Regions from separate parts of the Homo sapiens genome. Here region 1 is linked to region 2. Evidence: chromatin contacts called from ENCODE Hi-C or POLR2A ChIA-PET data. All regions are on one chromosome and are shown on one strand. The core of a region is the stretch at or near the end of the contact, and the rest is flanking DNA. Distances in the headings are between cores, read along the strand shown. Region 1 holds the start of PKNOX1 (PBX/knotted 1 homeobox 1). Region 2 holds the start of CBR3-AS1 (CBR3 antisense RNA 1).

The links. A loop is a pair of places that touch in the nucleus more often than their neighbours do. ChIA-PET counts read pairs that join two places held with the same protein, here RNA polymerase II (POLR2A). Pooled maps may share reads with other maps.
Region 1: a pooled map shows a loop between it and region 2 (35-fold over the local background). The contact joins the promoter of PKNOX1 here to the promoter of CBR3-AS1 in region 2. A Hi-C loop is called at or near these places in 1 of 37 single-sample maps with no recorded cell type and 4 of 50 pooled maps. POLR2A ChIA-PET finds 5 or more read pairs at or near these places in 1 of 52 experiments (MCF 10A).

The regions. Positions count from the first base shown.
Region 1 is chr21:42,972,087-42,976,182 of GRCh38, reverse strand. PKNOX1 (PBX/knotted 1 homeobox 1) reads right to left here and starts at 1,621. Exons shown (of 11, transcript NM_004571.5): 1 at 1,519-1,621. RefSeq lists enhancers at 96-822, 3,945-4,096 and silencers at 784-983, 1,124-1,443, 1,574-1,963, 2,274-2,433.
Region 2 is chr21:36,153,789-36,157,855 of GRCh38, reverse strand. It overlaps CBR3-AS1 (CBR3 antisense RNA 1), which reads left to right and starts at 1,548. Exons shown (of 3, transcript NR_038893.1): 1 at 1,548-1,639. DOP1B (DOP1 leucine zipper like protein B) reads right to left here and starts at 1,032. Exons shown (of 37, transcript NM_001320714.2): 1 at 913-1,032. RefSeq lists silencers at 538-837, 868-1,417 and enhancers at 1,598-1,657, 1,738-1,787, 1,172-1,838, 1,839-2,506.

The DNA.
Region 1 (4,096 bases), core at 372-2,871, 6.8 Mb before region 2:
AAAACCTAAAACTGTTGCGTCACTTGCTTTACTGCAATACTTATTTTACTGCGGTGGTCTGGATTAGAACTCGAATTATCTGAGGTACGCCTGTGTACAAGGACAGGATTCACAAATCACTCTAAGTAAATTAAGCAGAGTGATGAAAGGCTCATTGGGGTCAGCCTGCCATCTTCCAAATTATGACTAAATGCAAGAGCATCACCAATAACTATACTGGCAGAGGTTCACATTTCACCTCGATTCTTCCTTATGTTTAGAGAAAGCCTATTTTTCAGTATGCCAGGAAAAATCATGAAAGTAGACCTAACTAAAGCTGGGGGTTTCTTTCATCCTGAAGAGGAACCACTTCCTAAGGAAAAATCATCTACTGTTTTAAAAAGCAAACTCTCGTAGAGTTGGAAGAGAACCCCACACACAGGTGGAACACCCCCCAGGGCTGCGGCCCCGCCGTGGCGCTCAGCCTGGCCTGCCCTGGGCCCGACCTCAGGACGCCGCCATTCCCGGACCCTCGGGCCTCCCGTCAGGAATCCGCCATCGGAACGGAGGCCCTAACTGGTCCCGTCGCAGAGCCACTGTCCAAATAAGGCATTTCGAGAGCCACGAGGATGACATAAAGCAGACTCCGCGTTTCTTCATTTTTCGTTAAGTGACACGATTTCCCTCACAAGGAAGGTGCAAACCCACAGGGCGCCCAGACCCTGCCCGGCACTTCCTGTCATCCATTACCACGACCCGTGTGACAGAAGCGGCTCTTCCCACCAATTCCCGGGACGCCGGAACCGCTTCCCCAGCACCCGGCCCCAAACACTGCCGTCAGCGAGCGGCCCTGGGCTGCTCCCGCGCCGGCGCCCGGCTGAGGGCCACGAGCCCCATCACGCCCACCGCCCCCAGGACCCCGACCCACCCGCTCGCCACGGCCGAGGCCGGGGCCGGGGTCGCGGCCGCCATCTTCCCGCCTGCGCCGCCGCGCGCCCCGCACCCTCCGAGCAGCCCCGCCGGCCCTGAGGACTCCGCGAGGCCGCGGACCCGACCGGCCCCACGCGCGCCGCCCGCCCCGGCCCCGCCCCGCCGCGCGCCCCCGACCCTCACGCCCGCCGCCCCGCCCGCGCCGGGCTCCGCGCGCCCCCGCCCCGCGCCGGGGCGCGCGCCGCACTCCGAAAGGGACGGTTAGGAGCGCGCGCTTCGATCAGGCCCAGCGCGGCGGCGGCGGCGCCTTCCAGAAATTTCCGCGTCCCTCAACCCACACTAAGAAACCAACTGGGCGCGCCCCCGCGCCGGTTGGGCTGAAGGCGCCCCCTCCCCCGCGGGTGCCCGCTCCCCTCCCCCACCCGCGCCCCCTCCCCGCCCCCTGCCCCGGGCGGCGGGTCAAATGCGGGCCCTCGAGGGCAGCGCCGGCCCTCCAGACCCGGGCGGCAGCGGCGGCGGCGGGCGGCGGCCGCGGGCCGGTGTGATTGATAGGGACGGCGGCGGCGAGAGCGGCGGCGGCGGCGGCGGAGCGGTTGAGTGACAGCTTACCTGGGTGCCAATCTTCATCACACTGACAAGCGGCTGCAGCAATCGGGACCCGCAGTGCCGCGCCCGCGTCCAACCGTCACGCCGACGCTGGGCCACGCGACACAGCCTCGCTCAATGGGAGGAGGGCGACGCCGACGCGCGCCGCATCAATATTCAGAGAGGGGGCGGGGCCTGCCGGAGACGGGCCCCGCCCCTCCCTGCGCGGCGGCGGGCGCGGGGCGGGGCCTGATCGCTGGGGGAGGAGAGCGAGGGCGGGAACCGGGCGGTGGCCGGCCCCGCCTCCAGCCCCGCCCGCACCCGGAGCTAGGCCGTGCCCCCAACCGGCCGCGCCCGAGCGCGAGGAGCTGTCTGCCCCGCCCCGAAGGCAGAGCCTCCCGCCTTATGACTATGCAGTAGGGGCGTGGCCTCAGCGCACGTCTTGCCCCCTCCGCGCCCTCGGTTGCCGCCCAGGAGAGGTGTGTGTAGCCGGGCGAAACCATTTGCCTCGAGCAGGCGGGGAGGGAGGGCTGTACCATCCGTAACCCCACCGCCGGGCGTCCCGTAGCCGAAGGCCTCCGTTCTGTGTGTGCCCGGTTTGAATGTAAGCCCGTGGGAGCCTCGCAGCCTTCCTCCCCAGGCTCTGGAGCCCGGGTGGGCCCGTCCTGGGCGGCACAGTGGATGCTCACGTGCCTCCCCCCCTGCGGCAGCGCGAGTGCTTAGCACCTGAGGCTTTACCCTGGGGGCTGTCTTCCCTCTGTGAGGACCCCAGCAAGGACTCATGATGTCCACAGGTGCTTAGGGGTGGCCTCTGGGCTACTTGGCCTCGCTTGACCACACCTTCCGGCCCAGGTGAGCCTTGCGGGTCTAGGTGACCAATGCGGCCTCCAGGTAAAGGGCACCTGCCTTAGGGGACGCCCACAAGTGTCTGCATTTCAAACTGCTTTGAAAGACCACCCTAACCGACCACTGCCACAATGTACCCACAAGTGCAGATGGTGGCTTTGGTCTCCAAGATGTAAGGAAAGGGCGACACATTCCCCACTGCGTAGGAAAGCACACGGTTTGCCTGACTGGCCTTCAATACTGCAGAAACATCCATTTATGCAGTGGCCCACCGAAGGCCATCAGTGCCTTGAGTCCATACACAGCGCGGGAAGGGCAGCTCTGTGGGCCCCCACTCCTCCCGGAAGGCAGACAGGCCCAGGACTGGAGCTGATTGCTAGAGGGAGCCTGGGGGTAGGTCTAGGCATGAACAGCTCGGAGGACATCCCTCCTGTGTCTTCAGAGCTCCACACCGCCAGGAGGTCTTGGCCAAGTGCTGTGCAGCTGCAGAGCCGCCTCTTTCAGAAAGATGGGAAGCAGCAGGGTGGGCAAGAGGGAGGCCCTGAGATACTTGCCCAAGGAGGGAAGTTCAAGGGGACAAAAAAAGCTCAGTATTCAAGACTGAGCATAATCTGCAGAGCCTAGTGCAAGATCCAGATGCAAGTGTCAATAGGTGTTGGAACAGAGAGACTCCACATGGGCTGGGTAAACTGAAGCTGAGACCTGCTGGGCCGCACCCCCCAGGAGTTAAGGCGTTCTTAGTAATCGGATGAGATAGGAGGTCGGAACAAGACACAGGTCACAAGGATCCTGCTGATAAAACAGGATGCAGTAAAGAAGCCGGCCAAATCCCACCAAAACCAAGATGGCGGGGAAAGTGACCTGTGGCCTTCCTCACTGCTGATTATACACTAATTATAATATATGAGCTTGGTAAAACACACTCTCGCCAGCGCCATGACAGTTTTCAAATGCCATGGCAACGTTTGGAAGATACCCTACATTGCCTAAAAGGGGTCGGGCGCAGTGGCTCACGCCAGTAATCCCAGCACTTTGGGGAGGCCAAGGCGGGCAGATTACTTGAGGTCAGGAGTTGAGACCAGCATGGCCAATATGGTGAAACCCCATCTCTACTAAAAATACCAAAAAATTAAGCAGGCGTGGTGGCATACACCTGTAGTCCCAGCTACTTGGGAGGCTGAGGCAGGAGAATCGCTTGAACCTGGGAAGCAAAGGTTGCAGTGAGCCGAGATCACGCCATTGCACTCCAGCCTGGGCAACGAGCAAGACTCCATCTCCAATAAATAAATAAATAAATGGAAGAGGAAGCCTAAGTTCTGGGAATTCCCCACCACTTTCCCAGAAAACTCATGAATAATCCACCCCTTGTTTAGCACGTGATCAAGAAATAACCAATATAATTCAGGAACGGATTCTAGGGAAAAAAAAAAGGACCATAAAAATAGCCAACCAGCAGCCCTTGGGGCTGCTCTGCCTATGGAGTAGCCATTCTTTGGTTTATTTACTTCTCTAACAAACTCACTTTCACTTTACTCTGTGGATTCTCCCTGAATTCTTTCTTGTGTAAACTCCAAGAACCCTCTCTTGGGATCTGGATTGAGACCCCATTCCAGTAAGACAAAGTCCCTGGCTCAGAAATTACAGTGAAGAATTTCAAGGCAGTGACAGCAGAACCTTACCCCAAGCCTGGGCCCTTCTCAGCAGGGGCAGGGGCCCTGTGACATGCTGTTCAGGCCCCTGGAAGCAGCCCGGGGCT
Region 2 (4,067 bases), core at 299-2,798:
AAAATGAGGACAGTGACCCTACCACATAAGCAAAAACATTTAGCAACAGATAACAGATATGTACTATTAGTAATAAAATTGATAATGATCCTTAGTCCACAGCACAGAAACACTCATCACCAATGGGCTTAATCAACTCTGGGACACACTGTTTTGAATGTGGTCTTTCAAAGTGGCAATTAAATTGTACTGGAAAAAATTTAAGCCACCTAATGGCAGCAGACTTGTGGGGCCGGGGGGACGGTCTTCCCTCGCCTTACCAAAAAAATCCTAGCAAAGTCTTCCCAATTGTGGGGCTGCAGTCGCGAGTGTAAGGCAACACTGCGGGTAACAGTCCCCGCGAGCAGCCGGGAACCCTGCAGGGCGCAGGGGCCAGGCTGGCAGAGCGCGCACTGCGGCCCGGATCCCTTCTCCTGGGGACTGGCTGGAAGACTGGGGTCTTCCCCAACGAGGAAAGCCCTTAGTTCTCACAGGTCTGCGTCCCCAGCCTCCTCCCCAGCCAGGGCACCAGCAAACAAAGGCTGAGCGTCTCTTCGTGGGCCGGCCCCGGGAGGGCGCGCGGGCCGCGACCCACCCCTGGACCTGCACCTGCCGCCCCGCTCGGCGAGGGCGTGGCCGGCATCATATCCTCCGCGCCAGGGTCGGGTAACCCTAGGGGACCCCACCCAGTCTCCCCGCTGCCCTCCCGGTCTCCGGCCCCGAGCTCTCCGCCCCCGCACTGCAGCAGAGCGCGCCGCAGGCCCGGGCCGCGCGCCGGTAAGCCACCTGCACCCCGGGCCGCCCCACGGCGCCGCCCAAGCCCTCTGGACCCGGAGAAGGACCCGCGGGCCGGCGGGGAGGAGATGCCCGGCTCCTCCGGCTTCGCCCAGCGGCTGAGGACTGGACGCCGGACAGGGCGCAGGCACGACTTACCGCGGCAGTGGCCCTGTTGGCGGGCGCGCTCACGTGCGGCGCGGAGGAGCCCTCCGGGCTGGGGGAGAGAGACTGGGCAGGGCTGCGGCGCGGCCGGGAGCCAGAACCGCCGAGGAAGAGCCGGAGAACCAGCGGCAGCGGCTCTTCCCCACCGCGCGGGTCGGGGCGGAGCCTGGAAGCCGGGCCTCGGCGCTTGGGGCGGGGCTGGAAGGCGGGGCTGGACGCCTGGAGGCGGGCTCAGGGGCGGGACCTGGAGGTGGGCCATAGGCGCGCGGGGGCGGGGTTTCCGCGGGCGGGGCGGAACTAGAAGACGGGGCCTGACCGAAGGAGGCGGGATCAAGGGCGGGGCCTGGAAGTGGGCTGTCCCTACAGGGGCGGGGCCTCGGCTGGCCGGGCTAGGCTGGAAGGCGGGGCCTGACTCATGAAGGTGGGATCAAGGGCGGTGCCTGGAGGCGGGCCATAACAACAGGGGCGGGGCCTCGACGGGCTGGGCTGGACTGAAAGGCCAGGCTTGACTCACGGAGTCGGGGTCAGGGGCGGGGCCTGGAGGTGGGCCTTAGACGCGGGGGCGGGGCTTCGGCTTGGGAGCAGGGCTTGGGGAGGGCCCCGGCGTACTGGGGCGGTTCAGTCGCCTCAGCCGCGGTGTGAGGGAGCGGGAGTCTTCCTTAGCTTCTCCGCCATGGGTGTCGCTTCGTAGCCGGGCTGCTCCGGGAAAGGCCTCGTACAGGTGAGCGGGGCGGCGTTCGCGCCTCACCTGGGGACCCCCGACACAACCGAGTGGAAGGGGACATTGGTCAGTGCCCGCCCAAGGTCGTCCGCGCGTGTGTCGGCCCTCGGAGGTGCTTTGGAGTCACTCACAGAAACGGAGAAGCGGGGGCTCCTCGAAGGGTGCGCGGCACCTGGTTCACCCCATCTTTTCCCTCTGGACCACGTCCAAGCCCTCCACACACGTTTGGGGCGCAGGGGGCGCGGCGGGCTTGGGACCCCTGCTAAGTTGCCCCAGCCCGCACGGGCCTCAGGTTTCCGACCCTGGGCGACAGGAGAGGTGAGATCATTTCTACCTGGACAGAGCTTATCACGTGGACTGTGGCTCAGGAAGGAGACCTTGACGTCAACCTTAGAAAGCATTCATATCTCCAGACAATCACCAGCCCCTGCCTGCCATCCTCTCGAGCGCTGGGACCTAGACGGTCCAGTCCGACCGCTTCAGGGTAGGACGCACCTGGAGGGTGCGCGGTAGGCAGTGCTCACCTGAGCACAGGCCCTGTCCCCACCCAGCTGTGGCTCCAGCCAACCCGAAGTGGGCCACTTGTGGATGAAGGCTGTCATTTCTGCAGTGGCCTCGCTCCTTTTAACTCCCGAGCGTCCTTTAGAAATGTTCAGACCAGGTCTGGAGTTCGTGAAGGCGAGGCAGTGGTCAATGAGCTTGGGAGGTGGGGGAGGTCATGAGCACCTGGAAGTTGTTTAGAACACTTTGTGTATATGCATGTTTCTAGGGGAGGGGTATATTATCAGCTTCCAAAGTGGATCTATCACTTCCCTGGAAACACTAAGAATATTTTAATAGCTTGGGATGCTGGACCTGTGGCCCAGCCAGGCTGCTGATTCTGATTTTGTCTCCATTTGGCATATACCAAGTGCCCCAGATGTAAATCCTCTCATGGTCAATTTGAGGAATGGTCTTAAGATAGAAGCAGAGAGAAACGAAAAGATTGAGCCATAGTTAGCAGGAAAAAAAATTAATTTCATGAAAATTGATTTCCTAATGAGAATATGATAAACTGGTTTTACAAAAGCAGCAAACAAAACCAGCAAAAACCAAAAAACAACAAAAAAAAAACAAGAAGATGGCAAGCAGGTGAGTTTTTTTTTTTTTTAGGTTCTTCAAATCCTAGTCACACTCAACACTGCACTGAACAGAGATGAAAGAACTGCTTTACACTTAACATTGAAAAAAGAAGTAGTCTGTTTGTGCCAAAGCCACCATGCACATACAATCTGTGCCTTGTATTCATATACCACCTATCTGTAAAGGATTCCAGGTGTGTGTGCGTGTGGGGGGGTTTAATTTAATTTTGACAAATTCATTTGTAAATCATAATTTAAAAAACTCAATTTATAATTGACAGTATACTGTCAATTACTGTATACTGTATACAATATACTGATACTGACAGGATTGACAGTAAATGTACAACATTGAGATTTGAGTATTCTGGCCGAGCGCAGTGGCTCACGCCTGTAATCCCAGCACTTTGGGAGGCCGAGGCAGGTGGATCACCTGAGGTCAGGAGTTCGAGACCAGCCCGACCAATATAGTGAAACCCTGTCTCTACTAAAAATACAAAAATTAGCTGGGTGTAGTGGTGTGCACCTGTAGTCCCAGCTACTGGGGAGGCTGAGACAGGAGGATTGCTTGAACCTGGGAGACAGAGGTTGCAGTGAGCCTTGATCACACCACTGCACTCCAGCCTGAGTGACAGAGTGAGACTCCATCTCAAAAAAAAAAAAAAAATTGCATATTCTGACAAGAAATATGTTTTCTTGGATCAAGTTGTCTTGTCACAACTTAAAAGTCTACTTAGCTACTTTCATCAGTTTAAGACATGCAGAAACGGTCAGGGTCCTTTCATAATAATACTCAAACCAAGTAAAGCATTTCAACTTTAATTTAAACCGGAACTTTAATCCTTACCCCTCTTGACAGTAAAGAAGGCATTATAAATCAGAACCCACTGCATTATCTGGCTCAGGCTGATCACCCAGTAGAGAGATTGGCCAAGTAAATTCATTCTTAGTTTTGATATGCAGATATTGGTGACCCTCTAAGCCAGTGTCTTCTTTTTTCTTTCTTTTTTTTTTTTTTTGAGATGGAGTCTAGCTCTGTTGCCCAGGCTGGAGTGCAGTGGTGTGATCTTGGCTCACTACAACCTCCGCCTCCCAGGTTCAAGCGATTTTTCTGCCTCAGCCTCCTGAGTAGCTGGGATTACAGCTGTGCGCCACCATGCCCAGCTAATTTTTTGTATTTTTAGTAGAGATGGGGTTTCACCATGTTGGTCAGGCTGGTCTTGAACTCTTGCCCTCAAGTAATCTGCCAGCCTCGGCCTCCCAAATTGCTGGGATTACAGGCGTGAGCCACCGCACCAGGCCTAAGC